2 separate regions of the Mus musculus genome follow, and region 1 is linked to region 2. A link is a loop called in an ENCODE intact Hi-C map of the cell type or tissue named here. Cell type or tissue: heart. All regions are shown on one strand. Each heading gives the region's core, and the rest is flanking DNA. Links, peaks and the distances in the headings are about the cores only.

Region 1 (5,376 bases), core at 222-5,221, 94 kb after region 2:
CAAAACTATAAATTTACTTTTCCAAGTGACATTATATATGTAAATGCACATGTTACACAGTAAAGAGAGACTGTTTTAAGGTTAGGGGAGGAAGATATGCAAAAATAGGGAAGGAGATGATCAAACTCACATAGCAAACTTGGGTCAGAAACCAGAACTGGATTCCTTCTTTCTATTATCCTTAGAGGGACCCTTTCCCTCCCCTCTTATCCATATTCTACCTCTGTGTGTGTGTGTGTGTGTGTGTGTGTGTGTGCGTGTGCGTGCGTGTATAAGAGGTTAGAAATGTGGCACCATGGTTAAGAGCATATGATGTCTTGCAGTTGACCCAAATTCTGTTCCCAGCATCACATTCAGCCTGTTCCCCGCCACCTGTAACTCAAGTTCTGCTGTCTTTGGCCTCCATACACACCTGCAGTCTCATGCCCATGCCCACTCTTGATTTGCACACAATTGAAAGTAAATTATTTTTAAAAGTTGAGCCTATATTGAAAAGCCCTGTCGCATCACCAATGTTAGGTATAACATTTAAATGCTTGCATGAGAGAATTCTCCAAAACACTGCCTTCTGATAAAATAATTTACATGAACACCTTTAAGAAATTATTTGTATAAATCAGCCCACCCTAAACTTGCTCTACTTCCCTCATCAGGGATGCAAGGCGGGTGGTATGCTATAGGACTCTTCCAGAGTTTACCTTTGGGGATACCCAACAGAAGTAAGGCAATGGAAGTAAGGAAGTAAGGAAGGGGGAAATGACTAGTTTATAGGGCAAGCATATAGCTCAGTTGGTAGAAAGCTTATCTAGCACGCATGAGGTTCAGGTTTCAAGCCATAGTACTGAAAAAAATATAAATTTGAACTGATTAAAACACACTAAGCTTAGTTGGACATCACAAATGTCTGTAATCCCAGCACTTGGGAGGCAGGTTTGAGGACCAGGAGTCCAAGGTCATCTTCCAGGCATAAGCAGTTTTGCTGATGGTCTAACCTATGAGAAATACTGGTCTCAAAGCAACAATGGGGAAAAAAAAAGACTAATTTCCCGGTACAATTTGGTTTAGGGTGAGGTTAAAATTGAGAAAGAGGAGGCTCGAGCTTGAAAGGTGCTTTCATAAGATCCACTGATCGATTTGGCTCTCTCAAATTTACTCTGTAGTGTACCGGAAACGAAAGGGGTTAAACTTTTGCAGATGAATCTAAAAATCAAGAGTTGGGGTTTAGGAGTCTCTGCGTATGGATGGGGGCGGGGGTCACGAAGAGGTAAAAGGGGAAGATCTGGATGGGAAGAATTACTAGAGTGCAAAAAGGAAAGGGGGAGAAGAAAGAAGGTGCAGGGAAGCTGGTCTTCAGAAAAATCAGGGGGCAGTGGGTGAAAACAGGGAGGAGCTGGGAAGAGCCTTGGTCAAAGGAAGATGGGGGAGGGGGCAGCCCGCAGCTCAGGCTTGCACGAGGGACCAGGAGGAACCCTGCAGGAGTGCAACCTGGCGTCCTCTTGCCCCGCCTGGCAGTGGGAAGTCCACCCCTGTTCTGGGAAGAGCTCCTTTACCTGTTGGTGTGAAACCGGTGGAGCGGATCCGTGCGATGGCAGGAGGAGAGCTGGCAGCCGAAGTCGCTGATGTCCAGGCAGCCAGGTTCCTCGCTGGGGCAGGTGCCCACCCCGCGAGGAGCTCCTAGGAAAGGGAAGGGCTCCTCTGGGGTTAAAAACTTCTCATAGGAAGTGGTGGCCGACGCCTCGTCGGACATGGTGGGAGATGGGCCGGCTTGGTCTCACTGGCTGCAGATGGGCTACTCTGGCACTCGCCCCTTCCCCCACGCTAACCTGGCCGCGGTGGCCTCCGCCCCCGAGTGTGCCCACCGCAGCCGCCCGAGGAGGGGAGGGCTCTGCACAAAGGTTGCTGCGAGGCCGCAGCAGCCCACCGGCCACACAGTCCGCTCCTCTGAAACCTCAGAAGCCGCCGCCACCGCCGCCAAGCCCGACGAGTCACTGCGGCGCCGCCGCCCGGCCCGGCCGCCCCGCCCACTGCGCTCGCTGCTCGCTGCCCGCTGCGGCTTCGGTCCGCCCCGTGGCCGCTGCCAGCTCCTGGGCTACCCGGAGCCGCTGCCCTTGCCCCCTGCCGGAGTGGAGGAGGAACTGAATGTCAGTGTCTTAAGCCCAGGGCGACCCAACCGGCCCGGTGCTCTACGCGGTCCCCAATTCTGGGATGCTTGAAGGGCCCACATCTCAGCCAAGCCCGCCCCCCTCGCCCCTCCTCCTCCTCCTCCTCTTTCTCCTCGTGCTTCCCACTCGCACTCCACGGCCAAACAGCAACAGTAGCCCTTAGGACTAGGGACTTAGCCAAGGTCATACTGAGGGAATATATGAAAAACGAGTCCCAGGTGCCCTTGAACACGTGGGACCACCCTGTCTCGATTCTACTTGTACTGGGCTCCTGCAGTAGGTGTGCCCAGCCAAAGCAATGAGCTGTAAGAGAAATGGACCATAGAGTGAGGAAGGAGAAAAAAAATGCCGCCTCACTTGTAAGTGGCCTCGCTTCAAAAACCCTGATAAAGCGGCTAGGCTGCTCAGAGATGCTGGGACTGTAATGTTCTTTTGTGTTCTGAGCTTTCTTTCCCTCGTAGTGTTTGGAATGTCCTGCCATTCTCCTCTGCTAATCCTTAAATCCCCAGCTCAAGCGCTAGCTTCTTGGTGAAGCCTTCCCTATCTCCCAAAGGAGACTTAGGCACTACCGCTGTTAGGTCCTGCAACCCTGCTTCCGTCGATATTATGGAGCTTAACTTGTTTGACTTAAATCAACTTACGAGGTATCACATGGTGCTCTTTGCTCCTGGCACTTCACTTCTGTGTTCTAGACAAGCGATTTTAAATCTTGGAGGCCTGGTTTTGTTTTAATATTCAGCTTTTTTAAAAGCCTGGGAAAAATCTCTGGAATAATTCTGATTGATCTTGAGTGAAGGATCCCAAATTCCTTATATAAAATATATAAATATATAACTTACATATAACCTACACACATTCTTCAAAATACTTTAAATCATCTCTAGGGTGCATAAATGCTATGAAAAGTTATGGTAATTTGTTTGAAGAATAACAAAAATCTGCATTTTAAAATACATGGGTATGATGGGACTTGAACCTAGGCCCTTGGGCATGCCTGTAGGACTGTTCAACCACATAGCTACACACTCAGCCCTTTCTCTCATGAGGATTTCCCCCACTCCCACCAACATGATTTTGTCTAAGGATGTGGATTCTAGAGATAGAGATAGCCACCTCTCCATTGTAGATGCAGGTATTTAGATACCTACCAGATGTGGCTCTTTTATTTAGATTGTTTTTTTTTTAAAGTATTGCACTGAGAACGTGGCTTTCAAAGTTATCATTCCTTAAGATGTAATTGGGTTGACCAATTAAAGCACTATACAAATGATGTTTTGCATCATAGTCCCCAGTGTACAAATCCACAGAAGTCTATCTGGGATTAGTGAGGTTAAATGAGCCATAGCTTATACAAAGGAAGGTGTGATGGTGTGAATATATTTGGCCCAGAGAGTGGCACTATTTGGAGCTGTGGCCTTGTTAGAGCAAGTGTGGCCTTCCTGGAGTAGGTGTGTCACTGTGGGTGTGGGCTTTAAAACCCTCATCCTAGCTACCTGGAAAGTCAGTCTTCCACTAGCAGCCTTCAGATGAAGATGTAGAACTCTCAGCTCCTCCTGTACCATGCCTGCCTGGATGCTGTCATGCTCCTGCCTTGATGATAATGGACTGAACCTCTGAATCTGTAAGTCAGCCCCAAGTAAATGTTGTCCTTATAAGAGATGCCTTCGTCATGGTGTCTGTTCACAGCAGTAAAACCCTTACTGAGACAGAAGGCTTGCAGTATATTTGAAAATAAGTGGTGATAAAGTAGAGTCCTCGCACGATCCTGTAGGTAGTATTCCAAGACTCAAGAGCATATGCTGGCAAATAACTAGTATGTTTACATTTCTCAGGGAAGTTTTATTTCAGCAAATATCATGAGCCATATTAATTTTTAAAAGAATCCTGTACTCGGTTTGTAAATTTACTTTCATATTGAATTTGTATAAGAAGGCTGAGTGTGCAGGAAGGCAGTTTTTGTTCTCAATCCCTCCTGTGGATTGTAGATTTTGCCCAAATTAAAGAAGAAATTATCAATAACTCAGGGTAGAAAGCCAGGCATGGTGACTCAAGCTGGCATTCACTGCACAGAGGAGGAGGACACAGGAGGGTTGCTAAAAGTTGAAGTCAAGCCTGGGCTGCACTGTAAGGCCCTGTAAATAAAATAAAATAACCTGGCGTACTCATTCCATACCTTCACTCTTGTTCAATGTGTCCCAATGATGTATCAGCTTATTTTTTCGAGACAGGGTTTCTCTGTATAGCCCTGGCTATCCTGAAACTCACTCTGTAGACCAGGCTGGCCTTGAACTCAGAAATCTGCCTGCCTCTGCCTCCCAAGTGCTGGGATTAAAGGCATGAACCACCACTGCCTGGCTTCATGGTTATTTGGAACTCTCTGTTTTGAGTATTATTTAAATTTATATTCAGATTTCTTTATTGTGGGGAATTGTTTGTTGGAACAATGGATGGAAAATGGATGTGATGGGGAACCACACATCTAAAGCTGCAAAAACAAAGTTTTGTAAGGACTGTGATAGAAGTTACACTTAAGAATGCTGCTCAAAGCAAGGGACTCCATGCCCAGTCTGAAGTCTGCAGAAGTAGCTATTAGGTAATTAACCAAACTGTCCGAGGTAAAATGTAGTCTCCAGGGACTGAAACACTATTTCTGGTCCCCTTTCCCCTCAACCCCCTCTCCTTTCAAAGCAGTCCACATTCTCCCCCAAAAAGTAATCTCATATCCTGAACTAACTATTCTGAACCAAGGGCCTTTTGGTTTCACAAACTTCTAGGGCAAGGAAGTCTTGAGTGCTAGCTTAGATTTTTCTGAAGTTAATGCAAACAACTGCCACAAACCTGCTAACTTAAGACAACAGCAATTTACTTTCCTCTAGTTCTGGACACTGAAAGTCTGAGGGCTAGCAGGGCCATGCTCATTCCAGAGTTGTTAGGGAAAAAATGGTCCCTTGTCTCTTAGTTTCTGGTGGCTGCACATAGCTTCCAGCACGTGTGACTTCATCTTTACATTTCATCTTACTTTTCACAATATTTCCCCTTGTGCATGTTTGTCAAATTTCTGTCTGCCTCAAGTATGTAACCATATTGTTACTAGGCTTCGCAGGCATAGTCATATAATTCAGTCCAAGGTCCTCAAATCAAAATTCATAATGAATCTGTTATTTTGCCATTCTACAATGATATTCACAAGTTCCACATATTATCCAGGCAGTGG
Region 2 (5,376 bases), core at 312-5,311:
GGAAAAGTTAGGGGATTGAAGGAACTGAACGGGATAGGAACCCCACAGGAAGACCAACAGTACTAACTAACTTTCCAGAGACTGAGACACCAACCAAAGAGCATACATGGTTTGATCCATAGCAGAGGGCTATCTTGTCCGGCCTCAGTGGGAGAGGATGCAACTAATCCCCTGGACACTTGATGCCACAGTGTGAAGAAATACCTGGGGGAGCACGCTTTCAGGGATGAAAGGGGGGAGATGGTGGAAGAACTCTATGAGGGGGCACCAAGAAGGATAAACTGCATTTGTTGTGTAAATAAATACAAAAAAAAATTTTTTTAAGTCAGTGCTGCAGTATGCTATTTGGCCACATGAGGGCGTACTAAAACTACTTTTTTCTTTTTTTTTTAATTGGCTATTTTCTTTATTTACATTTCAAATTTTATCCCTTTCCCGGTTTCCACCCTCAGAAACCCCCTATTCCATCCCCCTGCTCCTATGAGGGTGTTTCCCCCACGCACTCCTGCCTCCCTGTCCTCAAATTCCACTACAGTGGGGCATGCAGCCTTCACAGGACTAAGGGCCTCTCCTCCCACTGATATCCAACAAGGCCATCCTCTGCTACATATGCAACTGGAGCCATGGGTCGCTCTACGTGTACTCTATGGTTGGTGGTTTAGTCCCTGGGAGCTCTGGGGTGTTTGGCCGGTTGACACTTTTGCTCCCTCCATGGGACTGCAAACCCCTTCAGTTCCTTCAGTCCTTTCTCTAGCTCTTCCATCGGAACCCTGCACTCAGTCCAATGATTGGCTGTGAGCATCCACATCTGTATTTGTCAGGCACTGGCAGAGCCTCTCAGGAGACAGCCATATCAGGCTCCTGTCAGCAAGCACTTCCTGGCATTCACAATAGTGTCTGGGTTTGGTGACTGTATATGGGATGGGTCCCCAGGTGGGGCAGTCTCTGGATGGTCTTTCCTTCTGTCTCTGCTCCACACTTTGTCTCCGTATTTGCTGCTGTGAGTACTTTATTTTTTAACTCACAAATTTCCAGCACCTTAGGAGGAAAATGTGTGGGATATCTGAAATATCTATTCTCGGGTTTCTCCTAAGCTTCCTTACTGGACAGAAATAGAAGGACTTAACAAAGCTAGAATGTCTTCAAAAATCCAGCTTCTGTGTGGGCTGCATGCATTGCCAGTCCCTTTTGCCCTACCAGGGAACTGCTTCCAAATACACCGTATCTCTTGTTCTTGACCTCCAATGCTTTGGCGCAAAAACTAGGATTCTCACTCATGAGTCAGGCTGATGTGAGTGATAACCACAAAAATAGAATATGACAATGCAATGCAATCTGGAGAAATGGCTCAGTGGTTACGAGTACTTGCTGCCCTTGAAAAGGACCAATACTCAGTTCCCAATACGCAAATGGCAGCTCACAAATGTCTGCCAAGCCAGCCCCAGGACAGCTGATGCACTGTTCTGGCCTCCTGGAGCCCCAGGGACACAGGTGGTGCATGAGAAAAAGTCACAAAATATTTGCATAATAATAAAATACATAAAATTTTTTTTCAAGAACATGGAGGTGTAAGAAAGTGATTGTGGTGAGAATCTCATGCTGGCAGAAATGTCACCCCTCTCCTAGAAACTTTTAGTACTAGTAGGAACGGATGCCTTTCCAAACTGGTGAAGGAGGAGATAAGAGCCTTCCTTCATCACTCTTCTGAAATCACACAAACTGCCTAACGGGAGCTTGCTCTCCCCCAACCCCACCCCAGAAGGTAAGGAAGCAGAATTGGGAATGATTTGCATTTCAGAACTAAACACTAAAGTTTAGAAAGGTGCCAGCTGAAAGGCAGTGAAGCAGACGGAATAAAAAAGATCAGACACCTTAGGGGGTTTGCCAAGTCATCAGAGTTACCACGGCCTAAGAAAAGGTTCAGTGAATTGGGGATGTGTGAATACATCTATCAGCCCAGTACCTGGCAGGCTGGCTGATCCAAATTCAAGGACCACCTGAGCTACACAGCGAACTCAAGGCCTGTCTGGAATGTACAGTGAAACCCTGTCTCAAAATAAAGTAAAACATTAACACAATTGTAAAGCAAGTTGCTTGTTCTTTTGTAACTGCCTTTACTCCATCTCCCCAAAACATTCTCCTCTGTGTTTTTTAAAAAGCAGAAGGAAAGATGGGTTAAGGCTCCTAGACAATTGATACTACAAGAAGATCAAAATGTATGTCTCACTTAGGGTTTTACTGCTGTAAGCAGATACCATGACCAAGGCAACTCTTGTAAAGGACAGCATTTAATTGGGGCTGGCTTACAGTTCAGAGGTTCAGTCCATTATCATCAAGACAGGAACATGGCAGCATCCAGGCAGGCATAGTGCTAGAGAAGGAGCTGAGAGTTCCACATCTTGATCTGAAGGCAGCCAGGAGGAGACTGTCTTCTACAAGCAGCCAGGAGGGGGCGCTCTTCCTCACTGAGAGGAGACTGAGCATCAGGGGCCCTCAAAGCCTGCCTACACAATGACACGCTTCCTCTAATAAAGCCACACTTCTTCCAACAAGGCCACATCCCCTAACAGTACAAGTTCCTATGGGCCAAGCATATTGAAACCACCACAATCTACCAAAACTATTAATCTCTCAGAATAATAGAATGAAAACATCTTGTGCCCACCCTTTATTTTAAGAGAATTGACTACTGGTGTAATTACAAAATAACTACTTTTTTTTTTCTGCCTGCAACTGAGGGTAGAGGTAACATGTTCCAAGTCACACCACCTGTAAGGTAAGGAATGTGTGTCTTTCATCAAGGAGCCTATATCAGCTATCATCTGACTGCATGATATTTGCACATTTCATGTTTAATAAGTTTTGAATAAGTAAACTTATAATTATGAATTGGAAGTTAGTCTGAAGGATTTTTTTATATATAAAGTAAGATGCCACTTCAAACTGACAAATCCAAGGGCTTCCATTTCCCATGCCACGTTTCTCTTTAGAGACATTCTGTCAATCAGTAGATTCCTCCAGTATGTCTCTCTGCCCAGGCCCGTGCTGTGCTACTACCGACATCAGCCATGTCCAGAGCATCCTTGATCACATTTGTCTGCTCCTTTATTTCACCATTTTCTTCTGCAAGAGATCCTGGCTGTATTTAACCTTTTAGCTCAGCATTTGATAACCGAAGATCCCTTGGAACATGTCTTATATTTGGATTTGTTCCTACTTGTACGTTATATTTGCCGGCATGCTTCTCCTTTTAGTTATAGTCTTCCAGCTGATTCTCCGGAGGAAGTTAAAAGCACTCACTCTTAAAACCGAGGAGGATGCTTGAAACCTAGTTGTCCAGCAGAGGGAGCTCTTGATCAGTGCAGGGTGAGTCTGGCAGCTAATGGCCCCAAACTGCAGGCCAGCTCTCAGCCTTACCAAAACACTACCTCCTACTTCTTAAGAAAACCTTGTTTGTTTGGTTTTGTTTGTTCTTTTTTTTCCCAACGCCAGCACAAATAACTGGATATAACTAGTGACAGTACATGGCCAGCTACAGGTATCCTTTCCAACACTATATATGTTCAGTTCATAATCTAAGATGCAGAAACAGTAGGAAGATAGTAGTCTCTGCAGCAAGCATTTAATCAAGGTGCCAAATGCCTCCAAAATAATAATTATTGTTCTAATTATAAAATACTTGATGTGAGCCCTATGGCAAGTGGTTTGCCTTTGCTTAAACTTTCTGAAAACGTCTGTAATACAGAAACCACGTTCCCCCCCCCACACACACACACACACAGGTTCAAAGAGGCTGATAAAACTTTTCTTTTCATATACGAAATCTATCTTAGTTGAATGAGAGCCCCACACGTGTCTAGTGTGCTCTCCTACTTTTTTGTATAAAAATAGCAACAGAGATGAGGATAGTAAATGTGGGGCGGCAGGATGGCTCACTGGGTATAAAGCCTGGCCACCTTCCATCCTCAAGACACCCACATAGTGGAAGGAGAATCCTCTGCCCTCGAATATTCTCCTGTGAACAATGGCAGCATGATCTCATGATATCGCTCCCCCTCTAAATAAATAAGTAAAGTTTTTTTTTAAAGAAGAAGAAGAGGAGGAGGAGGAGGAGGAGAAAGAGGAAGAAGAAGAAGAAGAAGAAGAAGAAGAAGAAGAAGAAGAAGAAGAAGAAGAAGAAGAAGAAGAAGAAGAAGAAGAAATGGGTAAAGCATGGTGATGTACGTCTATAATAAAAACGTACTTGAAGGGTAAAGATATGGCTCCACTGGAAATGGTGTTTCCACCCAACCTGAACAACAAAGTTCAATCCTCAGGGCACACGTGGTAGAAAGGGAGAACCGACTCCTATCCGTTGTCCTCTGACCTCTCTACCTATGCTTCGGGTACAATTGCATACAGAGGGAAGAGCAGGCAGGCTGGCAGACAAGATAAGACATGGATGCAGTTTAAATTTTTTAAAGAATCGTAAATGTGACTCACATAACAAGAGGGAAACTAGGCCTGGTACTGGAAACCCAGGGCTAGTGACGTCATGGGCCTTGGAAAAGTAGTACGACCAAACCATCATAATCCCTATCTACACTCTAAATGTTTGTCCTTATTCCCACAGAGAAGTGGAGTCCTCACCCCTCATCAAGGAAACTTTTCTTTGCAGTAGATGGAAAAGGTTTGGAGGGACGAAAGGGAAAGTGGGCAGTCCTGGCCAGGGACGTGTGCCACACTTCCCACATAAAGAAACGTGACCTGTGATCCCATAGGTCCAGAACATAGGTCTCCATGCTAAAGGAGACCCTGAGGCCCTGAGAGTTTAGCCAATAAGCTCCCATGCCCTGATATTCCTCCCTGCAAAAGTTATTTAATCTCTGGCCTACCCTGAGCAGTTGGCACACATCCATCTTCCAAGATGAACAACCAACAAGCAGTTTGGAGCCAAGGACTGTCTCTTTCATCTACCACTGCCATGGGGAGCACAGAAAAAGCCTTTGCCTACAGAGCTGTGCCCCACCTAAGTCTTCAGTAGAAGGCCTCTCTGCATTTCCAAACAACCACTGCTATCTTCCCCCAATAAGCTAGGTGGAGCAACCAGCCCAGGGCCTCCAGCTAGATGCTGTCCTTAGCCCACAGGCCCCAAATGATCCCAGCCTTGTCATGGGCTGTGGACTCCCCCTTCCTCCCCCCCCCCATCCTTCCATCCTTCATTCCTGACTCCTCTGTGCAGCACTCTAGTGATGACTGGAGGTCTGGGGGTCAGGGAATACCAGTTTGATTTCCCACATCTCAGACTGTGTATTCCCACCCTCTGAGCAGTATCTTGGCACTTCCCTACAGCCCACCACAGGCCCAGCAGCCACATTGGAATATACAGTCAAGCTC

What was found. Hi-C counts contacts between places; a loop is a spot of excess contacts. Peaks named below come from ENCODE experiments on the same cell type or tissue, not always from the same donor. Only the 100,000 strongest peaks of a DNase experiment are listed, where the experiment ranks them.
Region 1: a loop joins it to region 2, with 2.7 times the contacts of the local background. A loop is called at or near these places in 3 of 42 quality-filtered maps.

What each region holds. Positions count from the first base shown.
Region 1 is chrX:137,046,244-137,051,619 of GRCm38, reverse strand. Fam199x (family with sequence similarity 199, X-linked) reads right to left here and starts at 2,026. Exons shown (of 6, transcript NM_146261.2): 1 at 1,551-2,026. The coding sequence starts at 1,747. In heart, for the core only: a CTCF peak has its summit at 2,118; a DNase peak (open chromatin) is centred at 2,099; H3K4me3 peaks cover 2,191 bases; H3K27ac peaks cover 1,600 bases; H3K27me3 peaks cover 866 bases.
Region 2 is chrX:137,139,842-137,145,217 of GRCm38, reverse strand. No RefSeq gene overlaps it. Among named protein-coding and RNA genes, the nearest start is that of Esx1, 22 kb to the right of the region's middle. In heart, for the core only: CTCF peaks have their summits at 344 (motif pointing right), 2,455 (motif pointing right) and 3,342 (motif pointing right); no DNase peak of the experiment used is centred there.